Regions from separate parts of the Homo sapiens genome. Here region 1 is linked to region 2. Evidence: chromatin loops called from intact Hi-C (ENCODE). Cell type or tissue: prostate gland. All regions are shown on one strand. Each heading gives the region's core, and the rest is flanking DNA. Links, peaks and the distances in the headings are about the cores only.

Region 1 (12,280 bases), core at 2,978-10,977, 640 kb before region 2:
AAATGGCCAGCCCTTGTTTTCCTGGAGCCTAATGCCAACATTCCATCCTAAACTGTATTCCTCAGCAGTGGGGCTATAACTTATTTGGTTTGACTAACCAAGAGTTTCTAGAGACTATGGACTTTTACATTATTTTTAAAAACAAAACAAAAGACCTTTTAAAGGCAAATAACCTACAAGGTGCCAAATATTCAAAGAGTTTTCAAACATGTCTAATATTTTGGTCACTCAGTCTTGAAGTGAAATATAGAAAGGCTGAGATTCTTTTTTTTTCCTTTTGAAAATAATGGTTTCCTCTAACAATAAAATCACAGGGCAACATATCAATTTTGGAGCCCATGGTTATGAAATAAACATCAATTCTTATGTAGATGTTTGAAGGAGATTCTACTGAATAACCAGTTATATTCTAAGGTCATGTCCTTCCAAGTCACTGAAGTAGGACAAAAGCAAACAAAATGAATAGGAAAGAAATTAATGGCTTCTTCAATTGAATTTTATACATTATAAAACTTAAGTATACATAGTTAGATAGTCTGGCACACAATCTGAAATTGTGGGATAAAGGCTCACTTTTCCATCTTGAGTTTGTGCCACCCTAATCCGTTGACCAAAAGTGAACTTTTAGTGGCCTATTGATTTACTAAACGTTGGCATGCATAGGGAAGCCATTTTTAAAAATCAGAATTGAAGCAGCAAATTTATAAAACACATTTCAGAGCAAATCCTTACATTCTAAAGAGTTTCTAGTTGAATATTCAGCTTGAATCAATAGTTACTGTACTCTGGTAGGATGTAAAAATCTGCTATATCTTAATAATTAAAAAGCAAGTTTTGTCACAATTGCAAAATTGCTACATATTGCACTATTTAAACACAGAACTTTGAGTCAAGTCAAGCCTCTGCTCCTGCTCACCCTTATCTCTCCCCTGTAAACTCAAAGGAAAACTTATCTCTTTATATCGACTCTATAGGTGATTTTCTCCATTCTGCTATAAACTCAACATTTTATTCTTAAATAACCATAGAGTTGTTCAAATAATCTTTTCTTTCAGGATTGGTGCAGCCCTCTTTATGTTTACATGGCACTAAACTAATTTTTAAATGACCATGAACACATGATGATAGAATATCTTTATAAGAAAGTTAATGTCAGCTGAGCCTGGCAGCTCACAGCTATAATCCCAGCAGTTGGGAGGATGAGGAAGGAAAATCACTTGAGCCCAGGAGTTTGAGACCAGCCTAGACAACATGGCAAAACCTCATCTGTACAAAGAATACAAAAATTAGCTGGGTGTGGTGGCATGCAACTGTAGTCCCAGCTACTCAGGAGGCTGAGTTAGGAGGATCACCTGAGCCCGGGAGGTTGAGGGTGCAGTGAGGTGAGCAGAGATGACCCAACTGCATCCCAGCATGAGCAACAAAGTGAGAAATTGTCTTAAAAAAATTTATGTCACTTTATATTTCCAAAGAAAAATGGTTGTTTTCTATGTTGAAGCTTTAATTTGAGGAAAAAATACCTTTGCACAGGGCAATGGAATGAGCATAAAAAAGTGTTTGTATTATTAGTTGCCAATTTGGGAGATGAGACAATTTCCAATATTTTGTATATCCTTAATTATTTATTATAAAAACCAGTGGGACAGAAATCTGAAATTTAAAATATTATAAAGAGATACTTTCATTAATTTTATTTAAAACATTATATGCTTGGCTTTAGATGACTTCTGAGTTGTGTTGTTTCTCTCTCCTTTATGAAGGTTTACCAGGCATATTAAAAGGATCAAATACAAGGTGAAGTAAAAGCAGAAACACAATATTCATTTATTTAACTCTGGTACAGTAGAGCAAATTCAGGGTGACTCAAGGGACACAGTGTCTTGTAAAACATATGTACTTAATATAAGGGTCATAAAACTTATTAAATTAAAAGCTAGGTTAAAAATAGGAAGAAAATTTATGCTGCTGTCTAAAATAGCAATAATTTCCCTTTGGCCTTTCCCTTTCCAAGTAATATGGGTTCTGGTCAGGAGGAAAAAAAAAAGGCAACTTATAAAATCTTCATTTTGGAGGACCAAATGCAAATCTTTGTTAACTACACCATGCATTTTAACAGGCAAGTGATACGGCTGAAAATAGAGTAGTAAGAAGATAAAATGTTTAGCCTTAAAAAGTGTACTTGTGATGAGGATTCAAGGATATAGGTGGCATTATTCCTGAGTGCAAACAATAAACTCCATTCTTGTTAGCTGGTATCCAGGAAGAATAGCTTTAGGGTATGGGGACAGTAGAAAAAATATTAAAAAATAGTTGATTTGGCTTTGTGGCAGCAGGACAGTGAGTAGGGAGCACAAAGTGTGCATTGCTGTTCAGTCAGGGCACAGCAGTGCTTCCCTGGACAAAACCTTCCACCCTTGTCCCAGCAAAATTTGGGCTGTAACAAAATCTATGTAAGCCAGAAAATTTGAAGTGAAGATTGACCTCCTATTTGTGTCTCACTCTGCTGCCTGTGGGCCACTGGTGTAGGAAAGGACACATTACCCTTATAAACAACTTCAGGGTTTGAGAGTAAGTGTGGCCTCAACTTTGTAAGCACTTGTATTTTTTTTTAATCCATGCAGCTAAAATATATTGGGCTTGCTTAAATGTTTATTCTCAACATGATAGCCATTTTCCTACCTGGGGTTCCTAGGTATAACACCTTAGTAATTTGAAACCAAAATAAATATCAATTTCCTTCTACTGTAGTCACATGGGGGGTTGTTTGGAATTTTATCTTCACACGAAAGTCTTACGGCTGTTGAGAAGGGCTGTGCCGGTCATTTATCTGTTTACTCTCAGACTCACTCTCATCCTTTCCTTGCTCTTTTGTCTTCCAGGCGGCTTAACCCTGCAAAGTACATTACCATCTGGCTTCCACAAAGGCTCTGCAAAGGGAGATGCTTTTTTAGGGAGTAGGAGAGAGGCTAGGATAGCCATTCTCCCACTCTCCCACCTGCATTGAAAGTGCTTCTGCAATGCCTACCTCTCCCCTGAGGTCTCAGACCTGCCTTCTTCTCTTTGTCCTTCTAGTCAAGGGGTGGCAGTGGCTTTACGTCTTTGCCAAACTCTTGTTGATCTCATCATCCCCATTTGGACTTTCAGTTCTTCCAACACTTTTGTAACTACCTCCCTAGATTAAATCTCTAGGTTGAACTACTTGGTAGTGATTCTGTTTTTCCTGACTAATGCCAGGACCAACTGCTTTAAAAAAATTATTTCTAGGTTATTAGTTTGAAAGATAAGAGATTCTGCTTGACGTCTTGAGGGGTCTTTGCCTGTTGGCCAGTGGGTAGGCTGTTGAGTCATAATAGTCACTTTGGCAAGGTTCTCTTTTTGGTTGAAGTGAAGCAAACCTGTTTGAAGGTGAAATGAGAAAGTAAGAACTAGTCAAGGTCTTTACAGGGTGGACATTTTAGGAATACAAGAGAAGTTGAACTGAAAGGGCCGTGTGGATATGTTGTTGATCTTGGCGAACTCTCCTGAGCTGTATAGCACTGACAATGGAGTGCTATTATAGCCTTTGGAAAAACTCAGCTAAAACCTCATAATCCATTTTTCTTTCATCCTTGCAATCTCTTTTTTTTTTAATTCTGTAATGAACTAGCCTGATAGTGTAAATAGCCTCATTTGAGCTAAGATGGGCAATATAAACACACACACTCAGAGATCAGTAGAGGAACTCTGAAAATCATACACCAGTTTCTCTTTCTTTCTCTTTTTCCTCTTTCTCTTCTCACTCACAATTGCTAACAAAGTTAAAAGTTGGTTCTCATGATGAAACTTCATAGGCTGCTGTCTGGAATGAATTTTCCTGAAAGAGCTCTAACTGCTGGGGGAGGGAGGGAATGTAGGGTGGGGTGGGGGAGAATCCAGACCTCAAACCCAATAGCCTTGCCATTCAAAATACCAGCTTGAAGGTTGACATTTGCAGGGACCTTGGGAGTATAGCACGTGGGGACTTTTATCCTGCTACTTCAGTGACAGCTGGGCCTGGTCCAAACAACACTGCCAGTAACATTGTCATCGAGTAGGTTAAGCGGAGCTGGAGGGGAACTTCCTTTTAGCTTTAGACTTTAGACTACAAAGTCTCAGAGCCTTTGGGTATTCATTCACCATTCAGTGAACTTAGACTGGCCTGAAGTTTATTTTCATCAGGATGTTAGTAGGGCTTGGGAAACCTTGAAAATGGAATGCTCAGTTTTTGTGAAGACTTTCTTTTAAACCTACAGATTTAATGAAGTTTAAACACATTGTTCATTGTGTAATTATAGATGAAATATTAGAGAAGTGGACTAATTATACACAATGCACTCAAACCCAATTAAATTAACATCTGTGGTGAATGTAAGGATATTCTCTTTTACTAATAAGAAATATTTTCTAAACAACAGAGAATAAAATCATTAAATTGGATATGCTGTAGAGATTATAAATATCCTATTAGCATATAAAATGAGGATTAACCTTATTTAATCACTGCATGTCAGATCATCAAAAGTCATGTTGCACCCCCATAATGTTGCTGTATTAATTCTACAGAAATAACAATAAAAAACCCTACTATTAATCAACATAGCTCTCAATGAATGCTGTTCTTGTCTACTAAATTAAACTGTTGGAGAAATTCAAGTATTCCCATAATTGCTTAACAAAATAGCAAAAATACTTTTACCTATTCATTGTGGTATTATGGCTGATTCAGATTTACGTCATCTACTGGCTGAAGAGGTGTGTCTTCCTGGCTAGGCAAATTAGCCTACCTCAAAATAAATAAAATATACTATCCATTCCAGCTAGCACCACAAGTGACCTTTTGAAAATGTAAATTAAGTGATTGCAAATACCAAGAGTGTATTCAAAATGAAAACGTATGGACTTGAGACATAGTGCCACCATTGCTCCAGGGATTAATTGGCAGACTATGAATCCAGGGATTTCTACCTTTCAATCTGGGGCATTCAATATTCCATTGGAAGATACTCATGACCATTGTTACTGTGATTAAATAATCAAATCTGGGTGGAGCGACAACAAAGTGGACTTGGGGTTATCCAGATTCATGTTATAGCTTATTATGAATATTGATTGGATGCAGTAACAAAAAACAAATGACAGCAAAGTTGAAGGTAGCCATTTCATATATCATGTTCATAGATTGCCGTTTTTCACAGCTGAGGGACAGAAATCAGTCAACAGGGATGGTTGATTCGAGGGAGTCTTTGTCAGAAGAGAGTGAAAGAGCTAAAATCAATCTTTCTTGCTTTTTCTTTCTTCCCTGTTTCTCTTTCATCTCTCCTTCCCTCCCTCCCTTCCTTTGTTTTTTCCTTCCTTCCAAAGAGTTCTTCTTTATATTTCTTCCAAAATTTGAAGGGCGTTTTTTTCTTTCATTCTTGTGAAAACCATAATTACAGGGCCTGGAATATAAATGTACTTATAAATATTGAGAATAATTATGGCTATTACAACTTTGTATTTCTAATTTGGTGAATTAAAAAAAAATCAACACATACAATTCTTTTTCAGTTGAACCCTTCCACTTAGTTTGCCTACTCATCCTTATCTGAGGAAGTAAGTTCAGTTTAAAATGTAAAAATTCAGATGTAATTGGAAAGAAATTTAGAATAAACTGGAGGTAACCTGTCTGCGGGGGCATGGTAGGGCACACTGTGATGGGCCCACGGGCAGGGACTGAATCCAGGAATACATGTGGAGGGCAGAAAAGTCTACCTGGGAAACTGAAATTTAATAAACACATCAAACACATGAAAGAAAATGTGATTTTATCACACTAGAAGTATATCTCTCAGAAAGCCACTTCAAAGAAAGCAAGCAGAATGCATGCGCAAGTCAAAGTCCTTTTTCGTCCTCAGGACCAAAGCTGCTTAGCCAAGAAGTTTTTCTTTCTGTCCAGGTGCCATACACCATTTAAGTTTTTTTCCAGTTTCCTTAAGATTTTAAAGCCACTTGCACTACATATATGTAGTGCAAAAAGAATATATATATATATATTTTTTTTTTTTTTTTTTTTTTGAGATGGAGTCTCGCTCTGTTGCCCTGGCTGGAGTGCAGTGGCACGATCTCAGCTCACTGCAACTTTTGCATCCCGTGTTCAAGTGATTCTCCTGCCTCAGCCTCCTGAGTAGCTGGGATTACAGACGTGTGGCACCATGCCCGGATAATTTTTGTATTTTTAGTAGAGACGGGGCTTCACCATGTTGGCCAGCCTAGTCTCGAACTACTGACCTCAAGTGATCCACCCTCCTCGGCCTCCCAAAGTGTTAGGATTACAGGAGTGAGCCCAGTGGGCCCGGTCAATATATGTATATTTAGAAAATCTTCTGTGGCTTCTTTATTCTATAGAGAGAGCAATATGTTGTGAATACAGTGTTAATAATAACTACTATTTTTGCCCTTTTTGAACAAACCAACAATTGTGAGTTTTAGCTTTTATTTTTGTTCTCTTTAAGCTCAATTAAAAAGTACTTTTGCCTTCCAGGAGCCATTTTTACAATTTATTTGAAGTGCTGGGTGAATTAAAGAAAATCCTATGCCTTCAAATTTTAGTTGAACTTATAGATTTTCCATAACAATATTACTTTAAAAGACTCTTTTTCTTCCCCCTTCTTCCAGGTCTCACTGGCCCAGCAATTTAGCCTTGCCTCAGAATTGTTACATTACGGTCAAATGGTTTGGTTGTGACACAGGATGGTTTTCAGAAAAGCAGCAGACAGTGTCTAGAAGTGGGAAAAAAGGTCTTTATTGAGAAGGTCAAAAGGGACATAAAGGCAAAAACTGACTTTCACCGAAACAGAACTGGAGACCAGGCCTCCAGTGTCCTTTTTGTAATTCATTGCTTGTTTTCAGGTCCCGTGATAGAATTCTTCCATAACAGAAGAGGACTTTGTTAAATTGTAAATGAGTATTACTTCAAGCACTCTGTGGAAATATATTCTCCCCCTATAGCCCATACATTATTTCTGCTTAGTTATAGTGGCTCACCTTTCCTGTAACTATCAAAGAGAACTTAATTCAACTCACACCACATCACTTTACAATTGTGCAGCTCTCTTAATCAACCTTTGTGTCAGCCACGAATGTGCAGTATGACCTAATTTGAAAATGTCTCAAAGTGCTGACTCAAACTGTTAGTGAATAAAGGCTGGTCATTACCATTATGACACTAATGTGATGCAAAATAAAATTGAGTTGCATCAGCTGAACATTAGTTTGCAAAAATATCAGTGATTGAATCCATTTTCTGTTCATATTTTATTTATACTTAGATATGTATACATATATACATAGGCACATATTTTTTGTTTGTTTGAAACAGGCTTGCGGCAAAATTTTTGAGGGTAGAGGAAGGAAGCCACATTTTAACACTGGAAAAAGACACAGGGTTAAAGGCTGATCATATGTGTATCATGATCTCCTCTCTATAACATGAAGACATGTTGTTGAAATCTTATTAGGATATTTATATGCACATAAGCAATAACATATGAAAATTATCATCTTGTCGTGTACTTTGGTGCTAGATTCCAAGGTTTCTAACAGCCCTGGCACTTCTTACTACTTCGTATTACTCCAAAATTCTGACTTTGTATTCGCAAGTAACAAAAATTTGAGATTTTTTTCTTTCATGGGACTTCTTTCCTTCTTCTTTACTTGACAAAAAGTTACTTTGAGATGGAAATACCTTTAATACACACTGTCGTTAATTACTTGTGAACAAAAGAAAGTGAGATATAAAACTAGACATTATTTAGCCTCATCCCTACTGATAATACTTTGTGGAAAGCAACATCAATGATCTTTTTCTTACACAATTCAGATGGTTTTGAGGAAAAACTCATGGGCTTAATTAATACCTGTGCATCCTAAAACTAGCATTGGTTTCAAATTCTAAGCTGATAAGTAGTCATTGAAAATAAATCAGCAGGAAACTTTCTTAATTTAGAGAAATTTTCCTAATGGTAAATGAGAAACTCCACCCTGTATCTCATTTTGGGTCTCCAGAATTCTGAAAATCCTGAACATAAAAGTGAGGTATTAGTGATAAAATACTTCTGATTTTATTTCTTTAATGGTTCTAACAAACCTAGCACACAAATGCAAAGGAGATATGTTGTCCTTTAAAATGGTCAAGGACAAGAAGTTTTGGCTATCAGGAAATTATTTAACCTGCTTCCAATTGAGAGAGTATATGTCTTCATAATATATCACCATAAGCGATCAGTAGAGAATACAGCTAAATTAAAATGCTGGCAAGCTCAGTTCATTCACTTTTTAGAAAAGCAAGTAAAACCTTCCAGCAAGATGTGTAGAAATTTTCTATTACGTGATGACTTTCATATTTGAATCCATTTTACATTGTGTAATATGTGACTTGGGCTGTTTTTATGACCTGTGCTTTATTACCACATTAAGACAATCGACATTTCAAAAAAGAAAAAGTTTGAATAATTTCAAAGTGAACTTGCCAAAATCAGCATTCAGAAGCATGGGTGCTCGCGCGCTCAAACACAGGCACACTTTCAATTTACCTAAAAACGGGGATCACCCTTTGTAGCTAAAATGCAATCTTTCTTATTTTTAGGTTACCCTGAGAAAAGGTATGTGGGTGTGATTCCTGCAAATGGATTGCCAGTTTCTTAACAGTTCATCATTCTTAAATGATAGAAGTATAGCAGCACCCTTCTGAGAAACATCTTTTCTGTAGATTTTACTTTGTCCATGCCAGGACAAATTGCGTGCTAAGTTGAATAATTCTGAGATGTGAGACACCTCCATAACTGTCCTTGGACTACCAAGGAGCTGGCATTTCTCTTTGGAAGATGAGGGGAGAATGCTCCCTGCTCTCTTAATTGATGATTTACTGTGCTTTCCCTTGGGACCACAACCGATGATCTGTAAGCTTGTTGAATTTTGAGGTAGATACTAAATATAATCAATATATAAAAATATTTAAAAAAGGAGAGAAAAAATGCAATGAAAATTTATGACCTTAACATTCCTTCAGGGTCAAGCAATTTATCAAATTCTCTCACTTTCTGGTTTCAATTACACAGCCATTGTGGAAGGAACTTATTTTAGCAGGTTCATTTGCCTCAGTGGGGAATACAGGACTTTGGCCTAATGCTTCACCTTTAGTGCAGGCCATTTGAGCCTTAGAACAAATACCAATCATCACTCTTTGGGAAAAAAGAATCTGCATCGGCGTGGCCTATTGGAATGGGGTTTCTGTCAAGGTAAACGGTTGTCGGCAATGACTGTGGTAGAGTGGCGATAAATCCCATTTTATTGCTGAAAAATTCCAGCTTCTCTCCATGCCTGACAGCTCCCCACATTCTCATACCCATTTGGGCAATTTCTGCACTATGTCCATCTGGTTCTCATTACCTCTCAACCTCCCTGCGTCTGATCCAGAAAAAGAGCAGGTCAGAAATGGGGCTGGGGGTGACGAAACCAAGGTGATGAACAAAACAGAAAGCAGGGGGATGGCCCATGGGGTTCGGGGAAGAGTTGAGGTTGGGTGGAGTAGGGATTCCAGCTAAGAATCTGAGTGGTTTTGAGAAGGGGCCATGTCAATTATTAAAAATGATCATGACAGAGCTGGAGCCAGAAGCCAGAGAAACCTGTATCTTTAGACTCAGGCATTAAAAAGACACCTGTTTTAAGGTGAAAGAGAGAGTAGAGAGAGAGAATGTGGTAGGTAGAGGAGGGTGGGAAGGCATCTCTATTAAGGGCACTGCCAGCTGGATTATCAGAGTAGCGGACCTGTTCTAGAAAAGCACGGAGCCCTGTGTACACAGTTGGCAGGCTTCTAAATATGCTGATCAAACTCTGCTGGAGATTAGATTTTGGTTCAAAAACATATGTTTTTGAGGACAAAGAAAACTTTTGGCCCTCCAACCTTATTGTCTCCATCTTTCGAAGAAGAATAATATTTAAAAACTAACTTGTCTTAATTAGGGCATTTAGAATGACAGGACTAGCACTGACTCACTTGGGAATTCATAACCCTACATATAATCACTTTTGGAATGGAGTGCATTTATGCCTTCAAAAAGTTGGCCTCATTTTCTGAAGCTGAAATCCTTTTGATCATAATTACTTCTGACCTAAAATTACCCACAGTCACCATACAATGCCACGCTGGGACAAAAAAGAAATACATATTGTAAGTATCTGATAACAGATATAAACTATCGGCCAACTTAAATAGTATCATTAATTAGACTAGGATGAAACTATACAACTATATATTTCTGAATATAACATTTAATCATTATTATTATTCTTTTGGTGCAGTGGTTGGGGCCGTTGTCATAAATGCTAAAATAAGAGTTGTTAAAGTATATTGAAGTATAAATGATAAAGACCTGAGAACTTTGCATAAAAATGAGAATCAGATGAATGACTGCATTGATGTAGTTATTTCACCACCTGTTTTGAAGTCAAATTTTATATGCAAATGTCTTAAAACCAGATATGATTGTGTATTCTTAAATACGTTGGAGAGCTGTGGCATTATTATGATTTGTAGACAGAATCTCTCATGTTAGATATGTTTGGATGGACATATTGAATGGTCTCTTAGTGCCTTCTGGATCCCAGGGATCCAGAGTGTATTTCAGGTCCTAAAAATGGACATTTTTGACAGTCAGAACCCCCAGTACTGCACTGAATATCTGTTTTTTTATGGGTTGAATTCCCAATATCGAAATTACGTTAAATTTTAGTTGCTGAGCCAGATCCTTTAGACAAGAAATACTGGCTTCCAGTAATCAGGATTTAATTTCTAAATTTTCAAGTCATGAATGCTCAAAGGAGGTTTTATGAAATGTACCTGAAATTGTAAATGAATCCCACGTAGACACTTAAATTGAGAAATTGTTGCTAAAAATTTTAAATTAAAACGACAAGATAATTTGGACTGACGTACATTAGAAATCATAAAAATGGAAGTTTGTTAACTTTAAAATGAATATTTTAGTCAACAAATAAAATTCTAAAACAGACGTTTTCACATGCACATATTAAAAGGCATAAACCTTTAGCTAGGGTCACGTATCTATTAAAACGGTCTTGATTTTAATGGTGTCTCTAATTTGGAAAGTAATTTCAGATTCTTAGCCAAGAAGAATCTTGCTTGAACTTTACTTTTCTAGGCTGTACATATACCAGAGAAACATGATCATTTAAATTCTAAAGGATGTTTGTTTCTTTTAATAGCATAGCAGAGAATTAATGGCATGGGGGAGGGGGACGTGACAACTTAACCTGATGTTTGATAGCTGTTTACTTATGAATGTGTGCCACAGATTTCAGTGTCTGTAAAAGAAGGGGAAATAAACAAACCGATGGCTTTTAGGGAACTTAAGACACATGGAAGAAAGTGCTTAGAAGGCTATTGAAATATTTACAAAACAAATCATTTACATTAACTTTCTTATGTGTAGAAACTGGAGTGCCCATGAAAAGACAGAGCCAATTTTGGCTATGAGAAGTATTTCAGCATCAAAATGGTTAACAGTATTATAGCTTCAAAAGAGCCTATTGGCTCACCCTCAAGGATGCCCTGCAGTTGTTGTTAAAGTCATCAGATGAAGCTAGCCTTCTCAGCTAGCCTTCAGATTTGTCTGCTAACAGTAAAAATACTATAATAAATCGGTAACATATGTTGCCAGGCAAGGAAAAGTGATATAAATAAAGAGACTGGGAGACCCAAACCAAGTACAATGTGAAAAGAATTTAAATTTCAATCTATTTGCTGGCTAATTACCATTTGAAAAGTAATTTGAAAGTTTTACTGTTATTTGCTGATATTCTTCCTCATTTTTCTTTTTTTCCTCTTCAGATTGCATTCTTACCCAAATACTCTTCGTGATTGCCTGCTTTGCGGCTTTGGGGTAAGTCCCAGTTTTCCACAACCTTAAGAAAAAAATGCATAACATAAAAGATGCCAGAAAGACTTATGTGTCCTGATAGTCGGGGTCTGTGAAATATACATGGGTTTGTTACGGGGGTGGGAGGCATAATGAAATAAAGAAAAGCGATTTGTTTCTGCAAGGATCAAAAGTGTGCGAAAGTGTGCATATGCAAACGAGGCTCCCATCAGGAAAGCCACCTCTGGAATGTAAATGACAAAGCTTGGAACACACACAATCAATTATTTTCACCAGCATTTAAAATATAGAAAACAAAATCTGCTTTGGGAATTGACTGAATATTT
Region 2 (12,280 bases), core at 1,544-9,543:
GCCAGATGCTAAAGTGACCTGGTGCAGCCCAGCACAGGCCATCACCTATCCCTCCTGCATGGAAAGCAGCCTCTAGGGATTCCACTGAGCCACAAAGCTGAAGACCCAGGCATGCTGCATTTTTTTCCTCCTAAAGAAATTTACATGCTATTTTTCTACCCTGTCCCTGAGCTGGGATATTGAGGTTAAAATGTACCTACTGAGTAGGTAATGCATTTGGTATTAAGGATCCATCATATGCGTATGTCTTCTGAGCGTAATGGTTCCTTTGGAGCTATTATAGGTATGCCGTGAATAGATATTAGAAATAATACACAAAGAGTGACTGAAGGAGATCCCATATTAACTACTGTCAGACTTTAAACATTATTCTAAAATAAGTTTTTAATTCCTAGGGTTTAATACCTCTATACTTTGTAAACTGAGCACTTTTCAAAGAGAGCTCCAAATTCCTACAGAGCTGTCTTTAAGTGAGCTTTGATCTTTGCAGAGCACCTATCTTGTGTTTCTATAATTGCTGTGGTTTAACAAGGCTCCCTAGCATGTGAAGGGGGGCAAATCCTTTTATTAAGGCTATAAACCTAACTGACCATAGTGACGGAATGTGCAGCTTGGTGGTAGCCCTTAGCTCCCCAGGAAAGAAAAAAAAAATTGAAACCAGGGAGTCTTCATGTTAAAACAAAATGAAATATTTATTAAACATGTTTCTGGTGTCCCAGGTGGTAAGAGGCTGCCCCGTGGTCCGCTGAAAGGTTTGATCTTTGTTAAGTATTGTGAATGCTGATTTCAATAATGGGGTGAAAGCTGAGGAAGTTATGGCTGAAATTTTGGCTAAAGATGACAGCTCTAGGTTTCAAGTTGCACAAAGCAGTCTGAGGGATTAAACCAACAAAGCCTGCTCAAAAGTATTGAGTTTCCAAAAGTGTAATCTTCCTATCAGTGATTCACACTCCTAGGATGGGGAGGATTCCTCATTTTTTACTTTGACTTTGCCATATTAATCTTACTTAACAAATACATGTGGTGATTTATATCATGTTTAATTAACTGATTGAGGGCGCCAGTGGTAAAAATGGCATCGCATTAAGCTCTGTCCGTATGGCAAATTCGAATCACATCCTTAGCCTTGCAAGAACAAAATATCCCGAGAGTCACTGATGACAGGATGTAGGAATTGAAATCAGGTCCCTCCTGTTGTTTGAGAATCTAGGGAGGGTGCCTGCCATATGCCCATCACTTCCAGCGGGGGAAATGACAGGATAAAAGAAAGGAAGGCTCTAGTTCTTCCAATATGTTCAAATCTCAGATGAAAATGATTGTGCAGCAGTGCTGTACAGAGGCCAAGATTCACATGAAAGTACATCTCAAACTTTGCAGAGAGCTTAATGAGAGGGTTTTGTGGTGTTTTGATATGTGGGGTTTTCTTTTGTTTTGTTTTCTGAAATGGCTGCTCAGGGTTTTTGAGAACTGAGAGGCGAAAAAGCTGTCGTTTAGAGTTAAATATAATAAGCAGGATTTTTTTAATAAAAGAGGGAATTATTATTTAATAAAATATAAGTGCACTATGATTCCATAGAAATCAAATTAGGTTTGAATACTAAAACCACACGTTGGGATACTGGTTTTAAAATTAACATCTTTGGAAATTGGAGTTGTCTAATTTTTCCCCTCAAAAATCTATGGTGATTATTTATGACATCTAAAGAAAAAGTATAAATTGATTACTGATAATAATTTTGAAATTTTAAAATGCATTTTAAATTGCATGACAACATAATAAAAGTATGAAAAGAGGGTAAAAAATCCATTTCAATCTTCAATTTGATGATTAACACTTTTGTGCATCCTCTTTTAGTGTTTTGTTTGCATGTGTTAAAATTATTATAATCATGCTACACCTTCATCTTGTATCCTTTTTTAACTTAGTATTTTATCCCATATTTCTCATACTGCTTTATACCAATTTTATTGACTGCATAATATTTCATCAAATGAATGTTGTCATCTTTTCCTAACCAAGCTTCCACTGCTAGATATTAAAATGCCTTCCAATGTTTGCTATTATAAACAATGTTATAAAGAAAATTTTTATATACATGGCTTTTTCCACATTTTGAATTATTTCCCTGGAGAGATTTCCTATACCTGTTCAGGTTGCCATACTGTTTAGGTTTCTTAAAAGATTGTATAGAAGTAAAGACATTTTTCTTCCAAGGAAAAGTAGAAAGTAAAACATTCTATAATGGTGTCATTATACAGGAAAAAAAAAAAATCTTACTTGAAATTAACATGCAATTTAAGTGATGACTTCACTCCTATAGTAAGTATTGGCGACATGAGAAAAACATTTAATTTTTACTCTAAATTAATTTGTTCTCTAAATGTTGTTCTCTAAATTTAATTTGTTCTCTAAATGTTGTGTTCTTCTTTAAAATAAGCATATGGTGACAATGAAATAAATTCAGAATTTTCTATTTTGTTTTACTCCTCACTTATTGTTTTGATTTAGAAAAAAAGTCCTTTCAAGTATAATTTAAGTTTTGAAATTTTTAACAGTTTCCTGGAGGATATTACAAGTGACTATTAAGCCAGCATACAGGTCACTTTTTAAAATGATCATTATTTTGGTTAAATCTGAAGTATGGTCCTCATAATTAATAATCCTAGATGTTTTCATGGCTTCAATTCAGAATATGATGAATTGGGTAAGTTAGGCAATATATTTTAACTAAAACCACTTTGGATTTTGACAAGGAATTCAAACTTTTCAACTGTGCTGTGTTGCTGCATAAGCAGCCTGTAAAAAGAATAATCACCTCAATTTTTTCAACTTCCTGGAATCATTCAAAACAGAGTAGTTAAGGATTGCTTCATTTGGAAGTAATAAGTTCCAAAACGGTCTGCCGCAGTATAGTTTAATTACTGGTCTCAATTCTCAACCTTCTAGATTTTCTTAACTATCCTTTTTTTGTTTTCAAACAAAAAATGTACAAACTTAAAATTCTATTGGCAGCCTAGTTTATCAAAAAAAGTTAGCTGCTTTATTTAACTTAGTCTATGATTTTATGAAATGCCATCAAATTCAAGTCAAGGGTATATTAGGGATCAAATAATTTTGGAAGCCAAAAGTGCATTTCCCTAGATGGTTTCTTCCAGCCGATGTTATTATTAGTCTGAGATCATGTAACAGCTTTTGTTTTCCAAATCTGTTCCTTTCAGTGAAGTCTATTTCTTTGCATAGTTTAAAAACAAAGGATAAACATTCCTTATGGGGCACTGGAAGGAGAAGCAATTCATGTGAATTTGATAAAACATAATGTACTGGACTGACAGTAAAAAGGCTTTGCTTGTTTGATTGTTGACTGGTTTTGTCTTTAAATAATGGTCTTCTTTTGGCATTTAATGTATATTTGGTCACAATAAACATAATTTATGAATATTTTAACACATGCATACTCAGTGGGGTGGATTATCATACTGATATAAATAGAATTAATGAGCAGTCAACCCGCCACATGCCACGACATATGACGGGGCAGCCAGTGCACAGAAATAATCCTCATAGTTTCATAATAAAGCTTTTCTCTTAGTTCAACTTTTTAAAACTACTTACAGTCTTATGTCCCCTTTCTGTTGGAGTATGGTTCACCAACCTGTGAAACAAGATTAAGATTTTACTACAAGAATCTATTTCTTTGGCATTCAAAAAAACAATTTTCTTGCTTTCTCTAAAACAAAATAAATATATTTGAACAAACTAACTCTACTAGGCCAAATTTCAGGGAATAGGTTATAGACAGACAAGACATATGTCTACTAGAAAAAAATTGTTATATTCTTTTCTTTTCTTTTTATGACAATAACATGATTATGCTCAATTGCTGCTACCAGATCTTTACAAGAACAAAAACTTTCTAAATAGTTCTACATTCTAAAACAGATCCGATGGGCATATCGCCTGGATAAAATTATTCTGGAAAAAAAAATCTTCTTAGCCAGTTATCTGCTCTCCTTGAACACAAAGCAACAATCTGTTAAGCGTGCCTAATAAGATTTTTTTTAAAGGAAAGAACTCAGTAGTATAAAGCCACCTCTTCAAATGGTAGGTATTGGGGGGGAGACATGGGCATGCAAAATCTTCAATTTAGCCATGCTTTATTCAACAAATAATTATTTTTGTGAAGAGACAAATTGAAATTTAAGATTAACCTTCATTTGCCTTATTTCCACAGTTTGATTACAGGCAAAAGTGGGAAAAAATAAAATTAGCATGTGCACTGCATTGTCCAGATGATCTGGCAGGAGGAGAGCCTTGGCAGAGATATACTATGACTTTTTACAAATGCAGATGGCAGTGTTGCAGCCTTTATTCCTCTTATCTTTCATTTTCAAAGGGAACACTCGAAGCTTTTTGCCACCACCCTCCTCTACTCCTATCCTCACATGTAAAAACACTGTATCCCCAAATCAAAGCTCTTTCCTAAAACAGGCAAGCCCCAGGATGCATCAGGGAAGGGACAGACTGTGACACCATGCTCCTGGTCATCTGTGAGAGAAGTGCACTGTGCTATGTGGGCCAGGGCCTGGTGAACTTGCCCAGAGTGACTCCCTTGGGGAATCCAGCCCTTTCACCAGCAAAGAAAATGGGCACCACCTAGTGCTTTTTCAACGCAAAGGCTGTTTGTGCTCATGTGGACAAGAGTGGGCATGCGTTGGCTGACCTTTACAAAGGAAAAAAAAAAAAGGAGTCAGGTGGCTTTAACCCCTATGCCAACTGAAAGAAGAAGCAAGTGACAATCTTAAGACAAAGGAATTCAGTGCTTCCAAATTATAGATTTCTTTGGTTTTTTTTTTTTTATAATTATTGGTCTGTTCATGAGAAATAACATCTTTACTTACCAAGACACTAATTTCCTCTGTATCACCTTTTTGCCTCCTCATGTCCTCTGAGGTTAATTTGTAAGAATTTCTAAGAATTTTCATTTGGTCCAAAGTGACATAGCAGAACCAGCGCTGGCCCACCCCCACCCCCAAAATCTATTCTAACAAGCAGTCTCTCTGGAGTTCTCCTAACACAACAAATAGCTTTTATGAAAAATGATGTGTAGCACAAAATCTTTTGCAGTGCAATAAGATCAAGTTAACCACTCATGCCTCTAGGAAAAAGCCTAGGAAGTTTTATCTGATTGGCAAAATGGACCCAGATATGAGTTCAAGGATTGAGTACAGTTTGATGAAATTTCATAGCAATGAAGTCTGATTATCTGAATGATTGCTTAAGCCTTTTAAAACATAACTCGAGGAAGCACTAGATTTTTCATTGGGAAAACAGATGGTCTTGTAGGGAATCGTAGAACCACCATCTCATGCTGTTTACTTTTTCTGTAATACTTTGCCTAGAATTACTCTCACCACTATTGCTTTTTAAAAATAATAATGATTTCTTCATTGCTAAAAGGTAGATCTTTCTGCAATAAAATTAGAAATCTTAGTGGAGGGCAAGGTGAAGGGCAGAAATGGGAAAAATGAGTAACCTGCTATACCTAACTGGATTAACAAGGACCTGTAACATATCCAGGAACTAACTGGCTGGCTCTGAACTCATTAGGGATCTGCTTATCTGTTATGCTGTACAACAGAATCCAGACAAAAAACAGACTGTGAAGAAACGGATTAAAAATGATTGTAACTTCTCTAAGAGTTCAGTATCTGTGCTAAGCAACTTTGTAGAAGGACTGAAGAAAACAAAGCCCAAGATTCTGAACTTCACTCCACTGCCTATCCCCAAGTTCTGCCGTTATAAGATCGCAATAACGCTACTTAGATATAGAACTTTGCAACTGTTTTATGAACTAACCTAAAAAGTCAAACGCACTCTCATCTCTTGGTCATTTTATTGCTGTAATTTATGATATTAAATAAGTGATTTGTTTAAAATAAATTTTAAAATTTATACCAAGGAGGAAAAATAATCTTAAAATGGGTTTGTTCTATGAGGAGCAAGAAAAAAAAAATGTGTAGTGAACTGATCTCTTTGAGATTTCACTGGCACAAAATATATCCCTTTAAGCTTAACACTAAATAGGTGATCTTGTCTTGACAGATTTAAGATGAACATGAATTGATTAGCTGAAGCCATCAGGTGTGGCTGAGCCTGTCTTTTTCCAAATATGTACCTACAGGATAATGGAAGGAGGTAGCTGTTGTCATCACCTTTTTAAGTGAAAGCAGTGTTATGTTTTGTATTCAAGTCGAATTCCCCAACTCTTCATATCACCACCATTCTGGTCAGCCTGTTAAGGGAAGAAAAACAACAACAACATTTTCTTTTTTTCTTCCCTGCCCACCCAGCCCCCCTTTTCCACTGCCTGCCTTGCCCTGAATGCTATAGTTCACAGCGAAACCCTCTGGTAATGACAGCCCTGAAGTGATAATGTACTTTCCTGCCTTCCTGTTAACGGTAGCATAATCCCGCCATGTGTGCCAGCCCCGTGGCAGAAGGATGCGTTCATATTTTCTGGAGGTAAAAGGGACCGGTTCAATTTACAGGCTTGACTACCTCAGCAGTTTCACTAAGTTCTGGTACATAAATGGATGTTTTATTAAAGAAGAAAAGGAAGGGGGAAGGGAAGGAGGAGGAAGACGAAGAAGAAGAAAAGAAGAGAAGGAAAGGAGGTGGGAAGGAGAATTCGTCTTTTTCTGCTCAATATTATGTCAGTGAAACCAAATAATGTGTCTCGGTTCCTCCCCCTGAGCATTCCACCCGGGTAAAAAAGGAACTAAGGTAAGTCATATCAAGTAAATGCACTGGACTTGGAGATGTGGGCTCCCTGTGTGATAAGCAATGGGCAGCATGTGATAACACATTTATCCTCTCCCTCCTCTTAGCTCACCTCTGCTGAGAGAAGCTGTGCATGGCGAGTGGCCCCCACACACCTGGCTGGATGACATCTGAGGGCTCGGAGGTCCCTGCTGCTCAGTGTGCCAGGATGGTCCCACCGTCCTCACATTCACATTTTTTATGGATGATGCGTCATTCTGCTAAGGCAACAAAAGTGAAAACAATCAATAGTTCTACCCAAATACCTGTTATTTTAAGAATGGGGCCAGAGTGATTTCTTGGCTATGAGCAGCTCAGGAGACACTATTTTTCGTTGTTTAAATACAATTGATTTTCCTTGCTTCAGAACCCAGATCACTCACGGAGCTCCTGGTGTGTCGAGCTTGGATGAATTTGTAATATGACACAGTGATACCTGTTTGTTTAAGGACACCTTGTGTGTAATGTCAGTGTTGCATTACTCTGTGGTTCCAAAACTTCAAGTCCACACTGGAGAAGGTGGGGGCAGCCTGTGGACAGAGGCAGGAAAGAAGGGACATTGTTTTGAGTGCCTGTTAGCTTGTAGGCACAGTTCCATGCTCTTTTCTGTAAAACAGGCCAATGATATTGGAAGCCAAGTTTGTCTGGCTATGGAGCCCCTGTTTCTCCACTCTACCAATAATCAAAACTCACAGTGAGAGGTTAAACCAATACATGCACACATTACCAAAACAAGGTTTCACAAACAATATTTACCTTTACACAGGCAATTTACTCTTATTTTACCAGTCCTACTCCATAATAATTCAATTCTTTAAAATTATGGTTGCAACCCCACTAAATTGGCCTCATAATCTACCATTGTAACATGGCCCACTGTTTGATACACACTGGAGTACACCTTGGTACCCTTCACATTTTTAAATGATGCTATATTGGACTTGGTATCCATGTGATGATCAAGATTGTATTTGAAGATGTTGCATAGAAAGTCCCATCCTATGATTCAGTTTTTTCATCTAAGAATTAGAAATTATAACATTTATTCCCCAAAATTCTCCAGTTGAATTCACTGGAGGTATTCATTGCCTCTCAGAGAGTCTGTTACTTAAAATAAAGACAATTAAAATTAAGATAGCAAGTATTTTAGCAACAAAAGCCACAAAAAAGAATAATAATTATAATTGCTATTGTTAGTAATAATTGTTGAACTCACAACCTGCCGGCCACTGCTCTATGAGCTTTCAATATAACTCATTCAGTTCTCACTATCACTTTATGAAGTAGGTAAATATTACTTTCACTTTACAGCCAGAATTCCTTTATCTTCTTTCTCATAAATTTCTCATTCTAAACTGTTAATATACATCTCAGAAAATGAATGAGATTGTGACTATGACTCAAGAAATACGTATTTCTATGCTTGGTTTAAATAAAATACAAAAGCCTGTATCATCTAATTGGCTTGATAAATCTCACTAGCTTTTTAATAATCATGAAATTTAAATTTTTTTGTAGAAAACTTTCAGAATACTTAATGAAAAATCAGTATGTATTCACCTTCAAAAAACACAAATTTCCAGGCATAATAATAATATCTGCAAGTCCAAATGTAATCACGGTGCCAGGGCTGGTTGATTCAGCAGCTTATCACTGTCACTGGGGACTCAGATTCTCTCCACCTTTCCACTCTCCCATCCCTCATCAGCTTTGTCCTATGAGGGCTGCACAGATCCAGGTGTCACATCCAGCATCATAGTGACAAGAACAAAGGTCTCTTTCTCAGGAGTCTACTAAGTGTCCCTTAAATCCTGATTAGCAAATTTCCTTTGCTAAAAATGAGTTATATGCCAATTCCTAAACTAGTCACTGTTAGGGTGTAGAATCACTGTGATTGGATTAGAAAAGCTCTGCCTCCTGGAACTAGGAATGATGTTGTTTGCCCTGAAGCACATGGATCTGTGGTCAGGAAGAGGGGTCTTGCGGGAAATATATATACTGAGTAAGCAGTGTCTGATACAAAGACGAAAAATATTTCTTTTGACAGGAAGATTTGGTAAAATATAAAGTAGTAGAATTATTTCCCATTATTTAATCTGTTTAATGTTTCATAAAAATTAGCAAACGTAATGAGGAAACGTATCTGTAAGAATCCACTATGCATTTGCTGTTTGCTCTGAAATCAACAGGACCCAGTGCTTTCATTACTAGAAAGAAGAAAATTAGGTAGGTTAATAAAACAAACATCTGGAAAGTATCAACACTCATAAAAATAAATGGAATCATCCTGTGTATACACTAAAGCCAGGTTGGCATTTGTCAACAACTACAGAGAAAACACTACAGAATTTACTACTTCCAACTTCCTGGGTGGGTTTGTTCTCATTCATTTAACATATTTTCCTAAGTGAAAATTTAGTTTTAGGTTTTGAAATACAATCATATAAGAATATGTAGACTAATAGTGTTTATTAATTTTTAATAATGCCTACAGTTTCCCATATTTGGTTGCATTTTTCCTGCTATCCTATTGCTTCTGAGCCACCTGTTCCCCTCTCAAAAACATGCAAGCTGGGATTTTTTTCTTTTCTTTTAACTAGATATCTTGCCAAAATTTCAGACTCATAGTAAAGAGTTTTTATTTTTCACCAACCTAATTATTAAAAAAGGAGTATTTAGAATAGCTCTAAGAATTCTCATACAGCCTTCATCCTCATTCCCCAAATGTTAACATTTTACTACATTTGCTGTATCTATCTCTTTGTGTGTATATGCACAGACATACACAGAATGTCTATGCCTTATATACACATGTATATCTCTGTGTATATATGTATGTATATATGCACATATTTTTAATAGATTCTGAGTTTTCTAATCCTTTGAGAATAAGTTACAGTCATGAAACCCCTTTATTTTTAAATACTTGTGTATCTTTCTAATAAAGAAGAAATTCCCCAATGAAACAACAAAAGATTACCAAAATCAGAAAACTAGCATTGCTATAATACTCTTATCTAATTTATAGACTTTATTCAGATTTCAATACTATTTTTATGGTCAAAAAAAATCAAATGTCATGGGTCATGCCCTGAATTCAGCTGTCATTTCTCTTTAGTCTTCTTTATTCTGACAGTCCTTTAGTGTTTTCCTGGCAGAATGCTGTTAATATCAGTCTTCAGTAAAACATATTAAGAGAGGAAACATCATGCCAAAGCCAGTGGATTTGTATGGATGGTGGCTTGAGTGGGATTCGTCCTGCCTTTGCAGCCTTCCTCCTGCAGGGATAATAGGTGTGAGTATGTTTCACTATTCTCTTAGACATCCTGACCTGTACCACAAATGTGAAGGGCCAACTGGAGAACTAGGTGATCCAACAGTTTGTTATTAATCATCTCATCTCTTGCCAATGAATAGCAACAAGAACATCCCAAAACATCTGAAATATTTCTAAATATTCTAAACATTTGTAAAAATGTGGGACATTATAGAAAAAAACTTACAAAAACATTTGTTTCAATCACTGCATGCTTAGATGCAATCTTTAAAAGTACTTCAAGTAAATAATTAGAATGGGGATGTTTAGAATTGGTTAAAGGTTCATTATTTCTGAACCAATGTGCAGAATTTGGCTTATGAGTACAAGAATAAAGACATTTGGATCAATTCTCTTATCTTTTTATTAATATTTAAATTAGCCTACAAAAAATCCACATATATAAAAGTCCTCTAAAGCCTGAGAAGCTCATTTGCTTTTACGTAGGACATATTGATGGTTTTAATTTTTTAATCTCTCAGACTGCATCTGTATAGCAACAAGCGGATACTTTAGCAAGGAATAAATTGTTCCAAAAAGGTATGGGCAAGTGTGTCTTACAACTTTTTTTTTTTTTCTGAAAGATCTCAGTAAAATATTTTCTGATATGTTTTCAAACCAATGTATTCTATCACATGAAAGAGAAGTTACCTGACAACGTGGTTATTTGCAGTTATGTTATAACCAAATTTGTAACTGACTCTCCCTCCTCCAGTCTTATGAAAAAGAAGGAAGAAATTATAGCCTGGAAGAGAATATTCCCAAATGGGGCGAGCTAGGGCATCTAAATCTATAGCTGGAGCTACAAAACACTTCGCTTCATTCAAGAAACGTTTTCTTGAGTTGATTTTTTATGTACCTATCTTAAAAATAAGGTAGTGCTCCTGGAGTAAGATTAATAGCAGCAGACCCTTACTTAACCTATTTTCAGTAGTGAAAACAGATTATAAACCCCTTTTTTTCCACTACAGAGTTATAAATACAACAGCAGTGCAGAAATCATTTGTTCATTGAGTTCAACTCAAGATTATACTCAAGTCTGATTGCAAAAGCCCATTCATATGGAAGAAGAGACAAAAGGCTAACAACTCTCTGGGAAGAGCATCAAAGGCTCAATGTTTACAAGAAGAAATTGAGGGGAAGATTGGAGAATAATTTTCTCTGGGGGAATGATGGCAGCTTAGGGGTCTTTTGTAGAGAAAGTTCTTTGCTAGGATTAAAGGCAGGATTATTGGTGGATAATTGAAAAATGAAATGGAGAACCTCTTAAAATGGCAATGTATTTGGAATATCCAGGGAGTTCTTGAAATGTGAATTCTAAGGAAATGGGTAGTACTTAAGAAGAAAAGATTAACTCAAACTCACTATTTCAAGTGATAAAACTGCAAGTGAATCACAAAGGGATGGAGCTGCCAATGCCTGCAGAGGAAAACCAAAAGACCAATAACACAGTGACTTGGGTCAGCTTTTAAGTCAAGGCACCAATTCAAGAAAATCCTAATGAGGAAGAAATCAATCTGCTCTGCAGATCATGTTATGGCTATATAATGGCTAAAGAACAACAGTAACTAGAACCTGAATTAGTGTTATATTGCTCATTTTATCTAATTTCACAAAGTTATTGTTACCTTAAATCATACATTTATCAGAACTGTTTTATGTAAAATAATATTTGAGGTTGACTCCTCATAGTAAAATTAAATGCTTCTAAATTTAATGTATGTGAAACAGGATGTGCTATGGGCTGAATGTTTGGGTCTCTCTCAAATTCATATGTTAAAATCCTAACCTCCAAATCAATGCTAGTAAGAGGCAGGGCCCTAGGGAGGTAGTTAGGTCACAAGGTGCAGCCCTTATGAATGGGATTAATGCCTCTATAAGAAGAGAAACAAGAGAGATTTTTTCTTTCTCTGCCATGTAAGGATACAATGAGAAGTCAGCCATCTGTAAACCAGGAAGGGGACCCTCACCAAGAACATCACCATGCTGGCACCCTGAACTCAAACTTCCAGCCTCCAGAACTGTGAGAAATAAATGTAATAACTATTTGTTGTTTAATACATCCAATCTATAGTAGTCTGTTACAGTAGCCAAAACTGATTAAGACAAAAAGTTTCATTTGAAAGCAATAACTAACGTATAAT

Evidence for each region. A loop is a pair of places that touch in the nucleus more often than their neighbours do. Peaks named below come from ENCODE experiments on the same cell type or tissue, not always from the same donor. Only the 100,000 strongest peaks of a DNase experiment are listed, where the experiment ranks them.
Region 1: a loop joins it to region 2, with 5 times the contacts of the local background. A loop is called at or near these places in 2 of 110 quality-filtered maps.

Annotation. Positions count from the first base shown.
Region 1 is chr2:66,679,767-66,692,046 of GRCh38, forward strand. It overlaps LINC01798 (long intergenic non-protein coding RNA 1798), which reads left to right. Exons shown (of 6, transcript NR_110156.1): 5 at 11,906-11,957. Among named protein-coding and RNA genes, the nearest start is that of LINC01797, 17 kb to the right of the region's middle. In prostate gland, for the core only: no CTCF peak of the experiment used is centred there; no DNase peak of the experiment used is centred there; H3K27ac peaks cover 4,635 bases.
Region 2 is chr2:67,318,192-67,330,471 of GRCh38, forward strand. No RefSeq gene overlaps it. Among named protein-coding and RNA genes, the nearest start is that of ETAA1, 73 kb to the right of the region's middle. RefSeq lists an enhancer at 11,552-12,133. In prostate gland, for the core only: a CTCF peak has its summit at 4,649 (motif pointing left); no DNase peak of the experiment used is centred there.